2 separate regions of the Homo sapiens genome follow, and region 1 is linked to region 2. A link is an interaction called in ENCODE POLR2A ChIA-PET data of the cell type or tissue named here. Cell type or tissue: PC-3. All regions are shown on one strand. Links, peaks and the distances in the headings refer to the core of each region. The heading gives the core; the rest is flanking DNA.

Region 1 (9,823 bases), core at 1,041-9,040, 94 kb before region 2:
GAATAAACGCCCATCTGCCTGGAGATCTTATGGGATATATGGGGCTATGAGAGCTGTAACATAACGCCTCACACATAACCAATACTCTGTCCTTATTAGTATGTTACCTTTTTTTAAATTATCATTACAGTGATATGGATAAACCACAGTAGGTATATTATAACCAATTTTCAGATAAAGCAACTAACCTCAGAATGGTCAAGTGACACCCAGTTAGAACCCAGAACTCTATTTTAAAACCTATCAAGGACCTGTCTATTCTTGCATCTATCGAGATGCAAATTTCTGCCTTAAAACTATTTTCAACTAGGTATGTTATTAATTAATTCAGGTACAAATATTCCCAAAGGAAGTGTAATATTTTGCAGCACAAAGCATGACATTGGCCAATACCCTGGGGGTGGTCGAGGTGCTGGAGGAAGATGACACAGAGCAAATGTCTTAAAAAGTAGTGACAGCAGTGGTCTGTGATCAAAGACAAATTGGAAGAACACAGGAGAGCGCCCCTTCCAGACATATCCCAGAGCCAGCCATTTCTTCCCAGAGCCACTGCTACCCACTAGTCCAAGCCTCCAGTCTTGCCTAGACAGTTCCAGTGGTTTCCCAACTGGTCTCCCTGCTTCCGCTTTTGCCCCTCAGCAATCTGTGGTTCACTCAGCTGCCAGAGTGTTCCTTTTCTGAAAGGCTCATCACGTCTCACCACGCCGTTCAATGGCTCCCCAAATCACAAAGATCTAATCTTCCCCCACATGCTCAGAAATGTCCACATGATCCAGCCCATGCTCACCTCTCCAAACCCAGCTTGTTCCATTCTCTCCCCACCGCCAATGCTCATTCCTATTTTTCCACCCCTCGAGAAGGCCAAGCCATTTTCACCTTGGGGCCAATTGCAATGGCTTCTTGGTCTGCCTGGCATGCTTTTCTGCCTGATCTTTGTATGGCTGGTTCTGTGTCCTTCAGATTTCAGTTTAAAAGTCATCTCTTCAACCTAAAGTGGCTTCCAATTCCTATTACCTTTTTTTTTTGAGACAGAGTCTCGTTCTTGTCGCCCAGGCTGGAGTACAGTAGTGCAATCTCAGCTCACTGCAATCTCGGCCTCCAAGGTCTAAGCGATTCTGCCTCAGCCTCCTGAGTAGCTGGGATTATAGGTATGTGCCACTATGCCTGGCTAATTTTTGTATTTTTAGTAGAGACAGAGTTTCACCATGTTGGCTAAGCTGGTCTTGAACTCCTGACCTCGAGTGATCTGCCCACCTCAGCCTCCCGAAGTGTCAGGATTACAGGCATGAGCCACCGCGCCCCACCTACCCTCTTTTAATTCTTGGCCAAACACCTATCATTATCTGTTATTTTTCCTATGGACTGATACATTCATTGATGTAGTGACTGTCTCTCCCTCATCCCACTACCACGTAGGTTCAAGGAGGGCCTGGAGCTCTTTTCTCCTGTTCCCTTTTGTATCCCCAGTGACACACTGTAGGTGTTTAGTAAATATATGTAGAATGAAGGTACAAATGAATAAATTAAAAAGACCACCATCCTACCTACTTGCCAGCTTTGGCTCTACTTGGCCAATCAAGTGGCTGAGTAATGACAATCAGAATAAGTTAATAGCCTTCACCTAGAAAGCAGGGAGTAGCACGATTATAAATAGCTCAAAAGCTTTCTGAAAACAGTATATGCTTAGTCACTCTCCAAAGTCCAGATCGAGCCCCCTCAATCCAGAGTCTCCTGAGTCTCAGCCCTGGAATCTTTACAAAGGTCTTCATAGCCCCCTACAATCTGGCCCAACGCTGCCCATGCAGCTGCCCATTATTCAGCAGGGCTAGAAGCCCAGCTCCTGAAATCATTCCAAGCTCAATGTTCACTCAAGGTCTCCTGAAATTCTGGGCCACATACTGAGGTCACAAACCTCCCTTCACTCAGACCATTAAATCCCCCATTCCTTAAGCCCTCGGCTCAGTCAATACCTCCCTTCTACCATGGTCCACCACTGACTTAGTCCAGAGCAGCAGTTCCCCAAGTCTGCAGAATCCTAGGGGGCCCCAGGACCCATTCATTCATTCATTACTCACTCATTCATTCATTTTACTTACTTATTTAGACAAAGTCTCTCTCTGTCGCCCAAGCTGGAGTGTAATGGCACGATCTCAGCTCACTGCAAACTCCACCTCCCGGGTTCAAGCGACTCTCATGCCTCAGCCTCCTGAGTAGCTGGGATTACAGGCACGTGCCACCACACCTGGCTAATTTTTGTATTTTAGGTAGAGACAGGGTTTCACCATGTTGGCCAGGCTGGTCTCTAACTCCTGATCTCAAGTGATCAGCCCACCTCAGTCTCCCAAAGTGTTGGGATTACAGGCGTGAGCCACTGCACCTGGCCCCAGCACCCTTTTAGGCAGTCCATGAGATCAAAACTATTTTCGGAATACTACTAAGATGTTATTTATTTGTCTTTTTCACTGTTTGTCATTTGCGCTGCTGGTGCAACAGCAAGGCAAGTTAAACTGCCAGCCTCATAGCGCAAATCAAGATAGTGGGACCAGATGATTCTAGCAGTCATTGCATTCTTCAGTGCCATGTGCAAGCAGAAAAAAAAAAATGCCAGTTTAATTTAAGAATATCTTCACTGGGCCGGGCACAGTGGCTCACGCCTGTAATACCAGCACTTTGGGAGGCCGAGGCGGGCAGATCATGAGGTCAGGAGATCGAGACCATCCTGGCTAACACAGTGAAACCGCATCTCTACTAAAAATACAAAAAATTAGCCGGGCGTGGTGGCAGGATCCTGTAGTCCCAGCTACAGGCCTCGGGAGGCTGAGGCAGGAGAATGGTGTGAACCTGGGAGGCGGAGCTTGCAGTGAGCCAAGATAGCGCCACTACTGCACTCTGGCCTGGGCAAAAAAGCGAGACTCCGTCTCAACCAAAAAAAAAAAAAAAAAGAATGTCTTCACTGAAGCAGTAAAAATTATTAAATCCTGACTCTTGCATACACATTGTTAATACATGCAAGTGTGAAGAAATGAAGCATACACATAAAGCCCCTCCGCATAGCAAAGTATGATGGTTGTCTCAAGTTCTGAGATGAACTATTGGCTTTCTTCATGAAACACTATTTTTACTTAAAAGAATGAAATGAAGGGCCAAATATATTTATTCAGATTTGGGTATTTGATAGACATTTTCTTGAAGGTGAATAAAGTAAGCTTGTCACTTCAAAGAAAACAACTGACAGTATTGGCTGCCAGTGACTGGGTGTGAGCTCTCAAGCAAAAATTAGAATTTTAAGAAAGTTGCCACTGTGAGTTTGACAGCTTCCCAATACTTAGTCTTTCCCCCATCAGATCAATAGTGGTATTAACAAATATGATTTTTATATTGTATAATTAAATCTCACCACATTTGGAAGGTCTGCATAACATGGTAAAACTACTATTTTCCAAATGGTCAATGCGTCATGTTATGAAATCATGCATGAGTAAGAAATCCATTCAAAGTACAAGATAGGCCAATGTATTTTCATGTAGGAATACAGAAAGTTCATTGATAAGGTTTCAGATTCTACATTATAGCACATTTTTAAGATACTACCACTTTTGAGTTTGGGTGCAGTATCAAAGAAGAATAAAGAAACAGAGACACTTAACAGGTGCTCAAATACTTGTTGACCATAAGCTACACTTCTCCATCTCTAAGGAATGAGTATCTTTGTTTTTGACCAAATGATCTGTTAAACTTGAGGATCTCAGCACACTTGCGGGGATACCTTTAAATTGTTCTAGAGCCCTTTCTGAAAAATGTGAATGAAATGAGTTCTATCTGATTTTTAGTCTATTTGGGGTTCAAACCTCGCTTTAGAAACTACAGATCCTGTCCCATTCCTATTTGCTTTTGATCATCAAAAAATAAACACTGTTCATTTTTTCCCTCCGTGCTATATATTCCACCAAAGCTTGAACATATGTTTTTTTTGTTGTTGTTGTTTTGTTTTTTTTTCCTTGAGAGGGAGTCTTGCTCTGTTGCCCAGACTGGAGTGCAGTGGCATGATCTCAGATCACTGCAACCTCTGCCTCCTAGGTTCAAGCGATCCTCCTGCCTCAGCCTCCCAGGTAGCTGGGATTACAAGCATGTGCCACCATGCCTGGCTAATTTTTGTGTGTTTAGTAGAGACGGGGTTTCACCATGTTGTATCACCATGTTGGCGAGGCTGGTCTCAAACTCCTGACCTCAAGGGATCTGCCCACCTCAGCCCCCCAAATTGCTGGGATTACAGGCTTGAACCACCAATCCTGGCTTTGAACACACGTTCTTAATGGAGCCAGTCAGATAGAAATGTCAACTCCAGCGCCAGTCAAGATGAAGCAAGCCAACCATGGCCTATGATTCCCACTGATTTTAACTGAAATCTCTGCATATAGTTTTAAAAACTCCAAAACCTTACCTACCTGAACTCTGAACACTAAACAGTTAGAAGCAATGCGGGGATCTGACCCAAAAAGGGCTGAATCATGGAGCTGTGCAGCAAAAACTCCAGGAGAAATCCTTATTATGGACAAAGGCCTTGTTTTCTGTCTCTTTCTTATCTTTTTTTCTCACCCAGTCTAGCCCTCAGGCCATGCATATGGAAAGATCTCCCAGATCTACTCATGAATTAAGCAAGGTGTAGTGAAGTGTACACAGTGTGTTGCCATTTGTGTCAAAGACGGTGGTAATAACACATATTTGGATTAAAAAAAAAAAAAGAAAGAAAAAACAAAAACTCCATTGAGGACCAACTGCAGTGGCTCACACCTATAATCCCAGCATTTTGGGAGGCTGAGGTGGGTAGATCACTTGAGGTCATGAGTTTGAGACCAGTCTGGCCAACATGGTGAAACACCATCTCTATTAAAAATACAAAAATCAGCTGGCCGTGGTGCTGGGCGCCTGTAGTCCCAGCTACTCAGGGGGCTGAGGCATGAGAATCGCTTGAACCTCACTGCGGAGGTTGCAGTGAGCTGAGATTGCGCCACTGCACTCCAGCCTGGGCAGCAGACCAAGACTCCATCTCAAAAGAAACAAAACAAAACAAAACCAACAACTCCATTGAGATAAAGAAAATGTATTTTATATATGTCATGGAATACTACTCAGCCATAAAAAGGAATGAAATAATGGCATTCGCAGAGATCCGGATGGAACTGGAGACCACTATTCTAAATGAAGTAACTCAGGAATGGAAAATCAAACATTTTATGTTCTCACTCATAAATGGGATCTAAGCTATGGGGACGCAAAGGCATAAGATTAAGAATGGACTCTGGGGACTCGGTGGGAAGGGTGGGAGAGGGTGAGGGATAAAAAAGACTACACACTGGGTACAGTATACACTGCTCACGAGATGGGTGCACCAAAATCTCAGAAATTACCACTGAAGAATTGATTCGTGCAACCAAACACCACCTGTTCCCTAGAACTGACTGAAATAATGATTTTTAAAACACCACTGACTGTCTATAAAGGAAACTAGTAACAGTGGCTACTTATTTGGAGGATTTGTGGGGACTGGGTGGATGGGTGTCAGAGGTAGTAGAGACCCCACGTGAGTGTGTTATCTGTTGATAATTCAATACACTATATTTTTAAATGTCATCCTTGCACAGAACCCAATCGATTCTGTTGAATGAAAAAAGTGCAGAAGATAGCTTCCCTTCCATCCGTTCCCATCTCCAGCACAAACCCCTGTTACTACTGATGTTGCCACTACTCCATGGGATGTTTCAGGACCCCCTGGACGGGAGCAGGCAGCTTTTCAAATTCTTTTTCAATGTGGTTTTTAAAGCAATACTTGAGAATAATCAGCTTCCAGTAATAAGCCCTTGCATCACTCTAGAAAGTGTTTTCAAAAGTATGTTCTAATTAGGTCCTGAGACAATACCCTGAGACAGTTTATCTGTTCTAGGTTCTATTTTATAGAAGGGAAAACTGAAGTTGTGGGAAGTTAGGGGATCTGCCCACGGTCATTCCTCTGGAAATGGCAGAGCCGATCAAGGTCTTCTGATTACAAGTTGAGCTTAGAGAAGGGTAACACCCCTATCATCCTTCCCAACTCCAAAAGAAGAAAGAAGAAAATGATAGCAAGATCTCCACAGATTTTCCTTCCATTCCATGACATTTTATGACAGACTGACATAAGTATGGGTCAGTCTGGGTCTTGGTCCTAGGGGACAGTAACGGCAGAGAGGGAAAAATATCCAAATTCTGTTTTGACTGTTGCACTTGTCCAGCAAGAGAGAAATGAGGAAGGAAAAATGTCCTTGGCTGGTGTGGAAAGAAATCTGCCAGTAAATCTGGTGGATGTTCCAACGTGCCAAAGATATCCCCCCAAGTCCTATTAACACCATGACACCGAACCAGAGAGGCGGTGAACACGTACTAACACTGCTGACATCTTGGCAGCTTTTGAAAGAAAGATCCCGTTGCTATTTACTAATGCGTGGGTGGGATATTTGAAGATGGAGAGGTGCTGGAAAGGAACCAGAGTGTGGGAGGACTTTGCTCCCAAGGACTGAGTTGAATGTCACCCTGCATATGCTTTGCAAAAGTTTCCCTCCGTAAGATTTCCCCCTCTTCCATCTCCTACCCTCCAAATCGACCCTAGAGTCCCAGATCCTCCAACAGAGAGAAAGTGAGAACTATCAGGGAAGAGAATGAAATGTGCCCTTCATATCTACAGTCCAGATCCACTGTCCAAGCTGAATGGAAACTTAAAGAACAGCAGCATCAACAGCATCTAGAGGTGGGGCATGGTGGCTCACGCCTGTAATCCCAGAACTTTGGGAGGCCAAGGCAGGAGGGTCACTTGAGGCTGGGAGATCGAGACCAGCCTGGCCAACATGGTGAAACCCCATCTCTACAAAAAATACAAAAATTAGCTGGGCATGGTGGTGGGTGCCTGTAATCCCAGCTACTTGGGAGGCTGAGGTAGAAGTATCACTTGAACCTGGGAGACAGAGGCTGCAGTAAGCCGAGATTGCATCACTGCACTCCAACCTGGGCAACAGAGCAAGACTCCGTCTCAAAAACAAAACAAAACAAAAAAAAAAAACACCCAGCACCCAGCACCCAGCACCTAGAAAGTCCAGGAGCACATGGGATGCCTGCAGGGTCTGTAATTGAAGATCGGCACATAATACAAGAAAGTATCCTAAGCAAAGTCCCAGGCCCTTCATAACTGCTCTTAGAATATGCGGAGTGTTAGCGTGTTCTGATTAACAAAAGTCTAACATCTATTCTTACTGGAATAAAAGAGTGATCATAACAGCAATTCTGACCCCTCCCCTAAGGTTAAGGAACAATGTTGACTGCTTCTGACATAACATGGTGTATTTATCCTGGGTAGGATAATTTGATGCTTGCCTTCCCACAGAAAAAGAAACGCTTAAAGTTTTTGGGTTTTTTTAAGAAAAAAGCAGCAAGTAGGCCAGGCACGGTGGCTCACGCCTGTAATCCCAGCACTTTGGGAGGCTGAGGCAGGTGGATCATCTGAGGTCAGGAGTTCAAGACCAGCCAGGCCAACATGGTGAAACCCCCTCTCTACTAAAAATACAAAAATTAGCCAGGTGTGATGGCACATACCTGTAATCCCAACTACTTGGGAAGCTGAGGCAGGAGAATCACTTGAACCCTCGGAAGTGGGGATTGCAGTGAGCCGAGATCATGCCATTGCACTCTAGCCTGGTCTACAGAGTGAGACTCCATCTCAAAAGAAAAAAAAAAAAAAGAAGCAAGTAGTAGTCAATAATTCACAACTATTTTAATCACTCCAGGGTATGTAAAAATATCTTAGGGAGCATCAGAAAACTTTAAAAAGTCAATGTAATTTTAATTTCAAATTAAGTTTTAAACTAATGGGCTAATTTTTCTTGTTTTGCTTTGTTTTGAGACAGAGTCTTGGTCTGCTGCCCAGACTGGAGTGCAGTGGCACGATCTCTGCTCATTGCAACCTCTGCCTCCCAAGATCAAATGATTCTCCTGCCTCAACATCCTAAGTAGCTGGGATTACAGGCGCGTACCACCATCCTCAGCTAATTTTTGTATTTTTAGTAGAGATGGAGTTTCACCATGTTGGCCAGGCCGGTCTTAAACTCCTGACCTCAAGTGATCCGCCGACCTCGGCCTCCCAATGTGCTGGGAATACAGGCGTGAGCCACTGCAATCAGCCCACAATGGGCTAATTTTATGTAGCTTTGATGTGGTCCCTTTCAAAGTGGGTAGGGAGTAAAAACGGCACAAGCAGAGGTCTGGAAACGTGCAGAGTCCCTCAGATTGAACTAAATTCTGCTCCACAGCAGCTCAGCAAAGTGAAATAATGATCTTCCTCACCTCAAGTTTCCACTTTTTCTCTGAGCCTGGAATGCTCCCACACTTTGTTATCTAAGAGGCCAGGGTGATTCAAGGGAAAGGGAAAAGGAATTCTCCCCCAAGATCAACATCTGATCAACAGAAATAGATCTGCCTTCAGGCTGAAACAATTCTCCACGGTCCCATTGTTCTTTGTTTTTCCCAAATGATGGAAAAATCTAATTCCAGAAAAATGTTAGTAGCTAGATTGTGACCATAGTGCTAAGAAGTTATGTAGCTTAAGATTTTAAGGGCTAACCTATTAAAGATCAGAATAATATCTGATCTCTTGACATAAATCTATTATATAGTCATATAAACAAAGCTCCCACAAGATGGGGAACAAAAGGGCCAAGCCTAAAAAGCCTTCGCTTGGAAGAAATTAAGTATGACTCGGGCTTGGGATGCTCAGGCTTAGACTTGCTGGGTCCAACTCAATATGGAGTAGGCAACAGTAATGATTAAGAAGGAGAAAAGGAAGAATAAAAACAGGTGCTTAGAACCACATTGGGAGCAAACTACATGAGAAGCGTTCAGAAAGTTCTAACTTTCTAACCATCAGGGAGGGGTTAGAAAAGTCTAGACTGCTGTCAGTAGGGCAGAGCTGAGGAATGTATGTTTGTTTGTTTCTTTGAGATGGAGTCTTACTCTGTCGCCCAGGCTGGAGTGCAATGGTGTGATCTCGGCTCACTGCAACCTCCGCCTCCTGAGTTCAAGCGATTTTCCTGCCTCAGCCTCCCGAGTAGCTGGAATTAGAAGCACGCACCACTCTGCCCAGCTAATTTTTGTATTTTTAGTAGAGACAGGGTTTCGCCATGTTGGCCAGGCTGGTCTTGAACTCCTGACCTCAGGTGATCCCCCCACCTCGGCCTCCCAAAGTGCTGGGATTACAGACATATGTCAAAGAAGAAGAAATCCTTTCCCTTAGTTGGACGTACCAGCCCTTCACAGGAATAGCTTCTGTGCAAGAGCATGAAGAAGGCCTCCAGGGTCCAGGGAGCCCTGGGAGAAGCTCCCTTTGAATCTCCCTTTGAAGCGGGTTTGAATCCTGTCCTTTGCAGACATGGATGCAGCTGGAGGCCATTATCCTAAGCAAATGAACGCAGGAACAGAAACCCAAACACTGCATGTTCTCACTTATAATGGGAGCTAAACATTGAGTACACATGGACACAAAGATGGCAACAATAGACACGGGGGCCTACGTGAGGGTGGGAGGAGGGTGAGGATGGAAAAACTACCTCTCAGGTACTGTGCTCACTACCTGGGTGCGAAACGATTGGTATACCAAACCCCAGTGGCACGCAATTTACCCACGTCATAAACCTACACACGTACCCCCTGAACCTAAAATAAAAGTTGGAAGGAAAACAAAATAAAAAAGACAATAAGGGGATTCGGAAGAACAAGGCAGCTACCCTAGGCCATCCCACCAGACAAG
Region 2 (9,823 bases), core at 547-8,546:
CAAAGTGATAGAAGAAAAGACAGCTGGGCCCAGGGGACCACTACCACCAAGATGTGGAGACTGATAGTGACCCCAAATGCCAGGCTGTGCTGTTATTTATTGGATACAAGACAAGGGGGCAGGGTAAGGAGTGTGAGCCATCTCCAATGATAGGTAAGGTCACGTGGGTCACATGTCCACTGGACAGGCGGCCCTTCCCTGTTTGACAGCCAAGGCGGAGAGAGAGGACACAGCTTACGCCATTATTTCTGCATATCAGAGACTTTTAGTACTTTCACTAATTCTGCTACTGCTATCTAGAAGGCAGAGCCAGGTATACAGGGTGGAACATGAAAGTGGACCAGGAGCGTGACCGCTGAAGCACAGCATCACAGGGAGACGTTTAGGCCTCTGGATGGCTGCGGGCAGGCCTGTCTGATGTCAGGCCTTCCACAAGAGGTGGTGGAGCAGAGTCTTCTCTAACTCCCCTGGGGAAAGGGAGACTCCCTTTCCCGGTTTGCTAAGTAACGGGTGCCTTCCCTAGGCACTGACATTACTGCTAGACCAAGGTCAGCTAAGTAACGGTTGCCTTCCCAGGCACTGGTGTTACCGCTAGACCAAGGAGCCCTCTAGTGGCCCTATCCGGGCGTGACAGAGGGCTCACACTTGCCTTCTGGTCACTTCTCACTGTGCCCCTTCAGCTCCTATCTCTGTATGGCCTGGTTTTTCCTAGGTTATAATTGTAGAACAGAAATTATTATAACAGTGGAATAAAGAGTAATGCTACAAACTAATGATTAATAATATTCATATATAATCATATCTATATCCTATTTCTAGTACAACTATTCCTCTTCTATGTGTTTTCTTTATTATACTGGAACAGCTTGTGCCCTCGGTCTCTTGCCTCAGCACCTGGATGGCTTGCTGCCCACACAGCCTCCATCTTTCAAGACCAATTTTACCTCATTTCTCCAACGACAAGGGGAAAATTTGGCATTCCTTGGAGACTTAACAAGCAGTGAGTTCAGGCACTTCCAAGAGCTGACCCATCAGTCCACCATTATTCATCACCAAGCAGATGTATGGTAGTATTGTAGAGGACCTTTACTGGACATTCTGCCAAACAATTAGAGCAGTACTTGCACTCTAGTTCAATTGGCTATCCCTTTTACCCTGGCATTTCATCAACCAGAAAAGCTTTTTCTTTTAAAAACTCAAGCAAAATAGCTAGAACAAGACATGTTAAGAAAGTTTGCAGAGGAAAAAACTATGAAATCAAGAGGAGGGAACCGTAGAAAGTAAAAAGTTTCCTCTTCACAGTTTCCCTTTTTGTTAAAGAATAAATCATAAGTGTTAGAAATAATAGTTTCTTTTAAAGACTAACTTCCTTCAAGCTTCCTTGATTTGTGCTAATAACTCTTTGTTAAGCCCTATCCTATGTAGCTGTTAAATGTGCTCACAGGCACATAGTACATTCTATGTCCTTGTACTTTAACCAAGATATCTGTGCTGGAGGTGCTCACAGGCATGTCCCAGCTCACAGCCTATGCCCCTTCCTTATTTGGGAATGTTATTACTTTTCTAAGTCCTTTCGTAAGCAACTTCCTCTTTTCCTTTGTTCTCCATTGCTTTTACCTATTTAGAGAAGTTTTAAATTGTCAGCCAATTGGGTTCAGTTTAGATTGTGAGGTCTGGCTCCAGCCAATGGAGACAGGACAGAGTAGCAGGGACAAGCTGCGTAAGGGATAAAAATTGCTTCCCTCCTTTATTCAGGTGTGCTCTTGCCATTTTTCCATCTGCGAGGAGCACCCTTTCTGCAGAAAGTAAAATAACCTTGCTGAGAAAACTTTTTGTCTAAATGCTGATTTTTTTTTCCTTATGGTACCAAGGAACAAGCATTCTGTTTCTGAATAAACATTTTATATATAACATCCTGATATCCCAATATCTTGAGAACAGAAGCATTCCTAATTTTGCTTTAAAGATAGTAATATCGATTCTTGCAAGATATAGTCATTAAGAAAATTAATCCTTTATCACAAACCCTTGTAGCAGAGCACATCTCCCCATGATCTTCTTTATCCTACATAAATGAGTATTATACCTAGGGTGGACATGTTTCTTCTTCTGCCTTCGGGAACGCCCTACCCTGTCTATGGAGTAGCCATCTTTCACCACTCTACCTTCTTTTCTTTTCTTTTTTTTTTTTTTTGAGACAGCATTTCACTCTTGTTGCCCAGGCTGGAATGCAATGGCACAATCTCTGCTCACCACAACCTCCTCCACCTCTCGGGTTCAAGCGATTCTTGTGCCTCAGCCTCTCAAGTAGCTGAGATTACAGGGATGCACCACCACACCTGGCTAATTTTGTATTTTTAATAGAGACAGGGTTCTCCATGTTGGTCAGTCTGGTCTCGAACTCCTGACCTTAGGTGATCCACTCGCCTCGGCCTCCCAAAGTGCTGGGATTACAGGCATGAGCCACCGCGCCCGGCCCCACTTTACTTTCTCAATAAACTTGCTTTTGCTTTGCACTGTGGACTCACCCTGAATTCTTTCTTGCACGAGATCCAATAACCCTCTCTTGGGGTCTAGATCGGGACTCCTTTCCAGTAACATTGTGAGATCCTGATTTTGAGATGCCCAGAAAGTTGCCAGCAATCAGTGGATTACAGAGGTCTGAAGATGTGGGGAGGAGGTGAGCAAAGCCATGAGAAGGAGTGAGATTGTCTAGGGAGAGGAAGGAGAGCACAGTATGGGTGCAGGGGCCAGGCTTGTGTGGACACATCTGGAAAATGCTAGAGCACCCCATTAGCAGGTGACGTTCCCCAACAGAAAATCACGCCCTCCAACCAAGCCTTTGTCAGTCACATACAAAAAAGTTTTAAATCTCTCATCTGCCTTTCTCTGGTTTCACACTTGTTCAGAACCCAGGCAGGGAAGAAGAGAACTATTTTCTGAGGCCCCCTGAAGATCCTGACAACAAAGAGAATAGTTGAAGTGTCAATATCCTTCCTTCCAGAAAGTGTTCTGGCTTCCAGGCAAACTGCCACCACCACCCCAGCAACCTGAGATCAAGGCACTGGAGTCTGCCTAGCAAGCCTGGGTCCCAGCCCCAGCCAAGGGAATATTGAGTGAGCGTGCTGTTGTGTGCGCACCCCAGAAACTTTACGGCTCTGTCACTAAAGGGAGCCACTCCAGTGGTTCTTCCCAAAGAAGTCAGCTTCAAGATGACTCAGTGTCCCCATGCCAGAAATAGAAATGGCTGGCAACTTTCACATGTCAGTTTCTTCTGCTAACAACAATTCCACACCCTGTTACATGCCCATTGAATTTAACAACGGGAGGTCCTTAGCGATTTTGGACACAGCAGATGGATTTTCAGTCCAAAGCATTCAGGAAGCACTGAAATCCGTGACCCCATCCCCACCTCCGTTGTGGGGCTTTGTAATGCATATCAGCATATTGAAGACCGTGGAAAGCAGTCTCCAACATTTTGTTTAATTCAAACTTTTTGATCCATAATCCTCCCTCCTTTCCAGGCAGAAAACTTTCAAATATTCCATAAAACATCAGAAATTCAAGGGACCATGAGGCCAGGTGCAGTGGCTCATGCCTATAATCCCAGCACTTTGGGAGGCCAAGGTGGGCAGATCACCTGAGGTCAGGAGTTTGAGACAAGCCTGGCCAACATGGCGAAACCCCATCTCTATTAAAAACATAAAAATTAGCTAGGTGTGGTGGTAGATGCCTGTAATCCCAGCTACTCAGGAGGTTGAGGCAGGAGAATCACTTGAATCCGGGAGCTGGGGGTTGCAGTGAGCCAAAATTGTGCAACTGCACTCCAGCCTGGGTGACAGAGAGAGACTCCCTCTTAAAAAAAAAAAAAAGAAAGAAAGAAATTCAAGAGACCAAGTATATATTGAAGAAGTTTGGATGAAAAGATAATTAATTAGAAAAAGTGGTCATAAAGGGAAAATATGAACCAAGAGAGGCCTTGTTATTTAGTGATTATTTTTAGATTGGTATAAACTTCCATATGTTCTTAGGCCAAGGGAAGCAGGAAAGATGGCGCATATGAGAAACAGAATAATTCATGGAGCCAGGCCCTTTGGGGATTTATAATCAAGTAGCTTTTACTTGGTAAATACTTCTTATATGAATAACAAATGAAAGGAAGTGAAACCCAAAATTTGTAAGTTTCAAATGCAAAGTAGATGAATAATCATTCTTTTGAGATATTTCCAAAGTTAGCATAACAATTCCAAGTCATTGAGTAAATATTCACATCAATATTTAAGATTTAAGGCAATTGTTTGGAATATTTTGGGAGTTATGAATAAAACTCTGAATCCTCTCTGCAAAAGGTTTCTTTCTTTTTTTTGAGATGGAGTCTTGCTCTGTCACCCAGGCTGAAGTGCAGTGGCACAATCTCAGCTCACCGCAACCTCCGCCTCCCGGTTCTCCTGCCTCAGCCTCCCCAGCAGCTGGGATTACAGGCACATGCCACCACGCCCCACTAATTTTTTGTATTTTTAGTAGAGACGGGGTTTCACCGTGTTAGCCAGGATGGTCTCGATCTCCTGACCTCGTGACCCGCCTGCCTCAGCCTCCCAAAGTGCTAGGATTACAGGCATGAGCCCCCGCGCCCGGCCTCTGTAAAAGGTTTCTACGATGAGTTTCAGGGAATTCAATCCTAGTTTTCAAATTTGTCACCAAAGCTGTGGTTGGTCCAGGGGGTCAGGAAGCGGCACCTGCCACCCAGAGGTGAGTAAAATGCAGAAAACCACTGCCAGTAGTCCCAGATGCCTACAAGCCCTGGGCTAATAACAGTTAAGGAAACATGAAAGGGGCTGCAGATTCATCTGTTGGAAGCCCACACACCTGTTGCAGCCTCAGCTTTTCAAACCTGGCACAGACACATCTTCTCAGCTGTATCCTAAAGCCTGTTGGCAAAGGCATTTCAGAAATATAGTCCCTAGGCTTCTAAGGCCTAAGATACAGAGAAGAGCATAAAAGGTGCTAGGAACAAGGCCGGGCATGGTGGCTCACGCCTGTAATCCCAGCACTTTGGAAGGCCAAGGCGGGTGGATCACCTGAGGTCGGGAATTCGAGACCAGCCTGACCAACATGGAGAAACCCAGTCTCTACTAAAAATACAAAATTAGCCAGGCATGGTGGTGCATGCCTGTAATCCCAGCTACTCAGGAGGCTGAGGCAGGAGAATTGCTTGAACCCAGGAGGTAGAGGTTGCGGTGAGCTGAGATTGCGCCATTGCACTCCAGCCTGGGCAACAAGAGTGAAACTCCATCTCAAAAAAAAAAAAAAAATGGTGCTAGGAACAGTGCTGACGATATCTGGCCCACCCTCTTTGCCCCTCTCCCTTCTCCATGTCCACTCCTCTTAGCAGTGCACCTTATAACAGAAGACCAGATAGAAGGCTAAAAACCAGCACAAGAGAAGTCTGGACCCTGGAAATGGGCGGGTGAGATCGAAGCACAGAAGGGCTATGGAAGTCTGGGGAAAAACAGGAGGTCCTAAGGGGTAGAAGTTTTCCTCCCTACTATAAAAGGATAAGCTATGTTGGGGCTTATCCTTAGATACTTAGAAGATGATACTTAGAAGTATCATCTAAGGTCAGTGGAGAAACTGGCGCAGAGAGCTAGGAGCATAGAGAAGCCATAGCCGCCGCTTTCCTATGTACTCTGCAATGGGCTGGAATGCTTTTCTACAGCCTGAAGGTAAGAGATCTACAAGGTTGGTGCACTAGCAATTGTGGTCCTCCAGACTTTGGATGTGCTCACATTAGGAAGCTTTTGGCAAGGACTTCACGGATAGCATTGCAAGCTGAGGATCTGTATAAAATGATCAGATCCAGGATTCCACTAGTTGGTAAAAAGTCTTTGTGTGCGTTTGAGAAAGGAGTTACTTCCTTGGGAAGACGCAGCTTCACACCAAAGTGCATGACTTGGCATGCTTCAGCCTGCATTCATCCCCTTGGGGATGCAGTGAACAGCCTGCACAACTGTACACAGCCGCCCCAGTCAAATCCTAGCAAAAGACTAATCTACAGTAAATTTATGTTAGCAAACTTAGATACAAGAATTTTGACTCACCATTGAGTCATTGTAAAAGTAGTGTTGGTTTTAGTTATCATTAAAAAGACTCAACAATTTAGAAATAATGTTGAGAAGGATAAAAAAAAATTAACATGCTGCTCTAAAGATAGAAAGAATCTAATTCTATTGGAGAGCTGTAACTCTTAGAATAAATGAAAAGGAAACGTGAATTGAGCAAACCAGTGTTGATAAACACAAGAAAGGGACGTCATAAAATGACATCGCCCCAAATCCAGCAGAGTCAATATCATCAAACTATAATTAGCACAAGTCTCCAAGGAGCATGAATCATATTGAGAAATAGGTTTTTGATCTTGAAAAGTAATATGAGAACTAGAGATGAAAACTAAGCTGTAGATGGCACACTGCAAAAAATTGAGGCTACCGAGGGAATGGAATGAGACAGGCTGCCGCTCACCTGCCTGCCCTGTCTCCAAAAGCACAGGCAAAAGAAGCAAATGAGGCGTTAAGCAGCATTAAGGAGACAAGACGGAAAGGAGGAAAGCATTTTTAAAAAATTAACTGAATATTAGCTGGGCGCAGTGGCTCACGCCTGTAATCCCAGCACTTCGGGAGGCCAAGGCAGGAGGATCACCTGAGGTCAGGAGTTCGAGACCAGCCTGGCCAATATAGTGAAACCTACTAAAAATACCAAAATTAGTCAGGTATGGTGGCGGGCACCTGTAGCTACTCAGGAGGGTGAGGCAGGAGAATCATTTGAACCCTAGAGGCAAAGGTTGTAGTGAGCTAAGATCGTGCCACTGCACTCCAGCCTGGGTGACAGAGTGAGACTGTCTCAAAAAAAAAAAAAAATAAAAGAAGAAAGAAATATTAACTGGATATTGAGATATATGTAGAACAGGTCTACGACAAATTCCCTCCTCAAATTCTCCAGGTTCTGATTCAGATCCAAAAACTACACAGCGGACCATATAAAATACATCTTAGAGCTTACAGATAGTGGCTAACTCTTTAGAAAGAGTCGTCTTAAAGTAGTAACTTTATTTGTTTAACACTTATTTATGAATATTTATAAATGAACACTTATGAATATTTGTAAGTGAACACTTATTTATGAATATTTGTAAGTGAACATTTCTTTATGTTTAACACTTATTATGAATTCTTTATATGAATCATATAAAGAATGCAAGTAAACAACTTAGTACTATTGTTATATTCTTTGAAGTTGCTGGGACTATTGTCCCATCACTTGATTAGAGTCTTCAATTCTCAAACTTGCTTTTCTGTCCCCATTCCTCGGGGTACTCTGGCCCCGGACACCTTCAATGCCCTCTCCTTCCTGATACTTTTCCTCACTTGACTTCGGGGACATTGCTCTCTCCTAGTTTCGCTTTCTCTTATCTGGATGCTCCCTCTTCTCTCCTCTCCAACTTTTTATTTTCTTTCAGCACCCCCCCTTAAATTGGAGGAATTCTCTAGAATTCAGCCATTTTTTTAAATTTAAATTTTAATTTTTTTATTTCCAAAGGTTATTGGGGAGCAGGTGGTGTTTGGTTACAGGGATAAGTTTTTTACTGGTGGTTTGTGAGATTTTGGTGCTCCCATCACCCGAGCAGTGGACACTGCACCCAATTTGTAGCCTTTTATCCCCCACCCCCCTCCCACCCTTTCTCCGTGAGTTCCCAAAGTCCATTGTGTCATTCTTACGCCATTGCATCCTCACTGCTGTGAGTGAGAACATACGATGTTTGGTTTTCCATGCCTGAGTTACTTCACTTAGAATAATAGCCTCCAATCTCATCCAGGTTGCTGCAAATACCATTAATTCATTCCTTTTTATGGCTGAGTAGTATTCCGTTAGATATATATATATATATATATATATATATATATATATATATATATCACCGTTTCTTTCTTTTTTTTTTTTTTTTGTGTCAGAGTCTCATTCTGTCACCAGGCTGGAGTGCGGTGGTGTGATCTCAGCTCACTGCAATCTCCACCACCTAGGTTCAAGCGAGTCCCCTGCCTCAGCCTCCCAAGTAGCTGGGACTACAGGTGCGTGCCACCATGCCTAGCTAATTTATTTTGTATTTTAGGAGAGACAAGGTTTCACCATGTTGGCCAGATTGTCTTGATCTCCTGACCTCGTTATCCACCTGCCTTGGCCTCCCAAAGTGCTAGGATTACAGGTTTGAGCCACCGCACCTGGCCATACCATTTCTTTATCCACTCATTGATTGATGGGCATTTGGGTTGGTTCCACATTTTTGCAATTGCAAATTGTGCTAGAATTCAGCCCTTTTAGAGGAGGTCTCTGAGAAGGACTAAGTCCATATTTCCAAGCTTAATCTCTATCCTGAGGTTCAGGCCCATTTTTCCAAATAGGTGTGGACCTCTTCATTCACCTATCCCACAAGTAATGCAAGTTACTCAGAACTAATCTCCTTCCCCCAGGGCAGCTGCCTGTCCTGGGTTTCTCATCTGCTAGGGTCTAAATGTTTGTGTCCTCCCAAAATCCATAGATTGAAATCCTCACCGGCAGGTGAGGGTATTAGGAGGTGTTATTAGTCAGGGTTCTCTAGAGGGACAGAAGTAAAAGGACAGATGCATATATTGAAGGGAGTTTATTAAGGAGAATTGACTCACACGATCACAGGGTGAAGTCCCATGACAGGCTGTCTGGAAGCTGAGGAGCAAGGAAGCCAGTAGTGGCTCAGTCCAAGTCCCAAAGCCTCAAAAGTAGGGAAGCTGACAGTGCAGCCTTCAGTCTGTGGCCAAAAGCCTGAGAGCCCCCAGCAAACCACTGCAGTAAGTCCTAGAGTCCAAGGGCCGAAGAACTTGGAGTCTGATGTTCAAGGGCAGGAAGCATCCAGCACAGGAGAAAGATGAAGTCTGGAAGACTCAGCAAGTCTGCCCTTCCACCTTCTTCTGCCTGCTTTTTCTAGCCTCACTGGCAACCAACTGGATGGTGCCCACCCAGATTGAGGGTGGGCCTGCCTCTCCCAGTCCACTGAAGCAAATCTTAATATCCTCTGGCAACCCACTCACAGACATACCCAGAAACAATATTTTGCATCCTTCAATCTGATCAAGTTGACACTCAATATTAGCCATCACAGGAGGTGAAGCCTTTTGGGGGGTGATTAGGTCATGAGAGGAGAGCCCTCACAAATGAGATTAGTGCCCTCATGAAAGAGACCCCAGAGAGCTGCATCAACCCTTCCACCACATGAGGACACTGCAAGATGATGTCTATGAACCAGGAGGCAGGCCCTCACCAGACACTGCCAGTGCCTTGATCTTGGACTTCCCAGCCTCCAGAACTGTGAGAAATCAATTTCTATTTATAAGCCACTCTGTTTATGGTATTTTGTTATAACAGCCAGGATGGACAAAAACACCATCTCAGCTAATACTGCTACCCTCCATTCAGTCGCCCAACGCAGAAATGTTCGCCTTCAACAACTCCCTTCATCTCCTCAGGTACATCTCATCATCCTAAAGTTCTCTCCCCTCCATCTGCATAAAAGCTTCCAAGCATAACCCCTTTTAAATAACAGAGTCAAATACATAACCTTTTTTTGTAGCCAAGATGGAAGTTCCCTAAGTGTCTGATTTCAAGCTTACTGAGAAAAGCCCAATCCAAAAAAAAAAAAAAAAAAAAATTCCTCCTTGCTGGCAGATCCTGAAATCCCTTTGGCAGACAAGGTTTTTATTGCAGAATTAGAAATAATCCTAAATGCCAGAGGCTCTGG

What was found. ChIA-PET counts read pairs that join two places held together with the same protein. Peaks named below come from ENCODE experiments on the same cell type or tissue, not always from the same donor. Only the 100,000 strongest peaks of a DNase experiment are listed, where the experiment ranks them.
Region 1: POLR2A ChIA-PET joins it to region 2 with 10 read pairs; 3 of 35 experiments call an interaction of 5 or more read pairs at or near these places.

What each region holds. Positions count from the first base shown.
Region 1 is chr10:12,987,339-12,997,161 of GRCh38, forward strand. The region is part of intron 2 of CCDC3 (coiled-coil domain containing 3); the gene reads right to left. Among named protein-coding and RNA genes, the nearest start is that of CCDC3, 9.5 kb to the right of the region's middle. In PC-3, for the core only: no CTCF peak of the experiment used is centred there; no DNase peak of the experiment used is centred there.
Region 2 is chr10:13,082,109-13,091,931 of GRCh38, forward strand. It overlaps a transcript of CCDC3 not described here. Among named protein-coding and RNA genes, the nearest start is that of OPTN, 13 kb to the right of the region's middle. In PC-3, for the core only: no CTCF peak of the experiment used is centred there; no DNase peak of the experiment used is centred there; H3K27ac peaks cover 1,289 bases.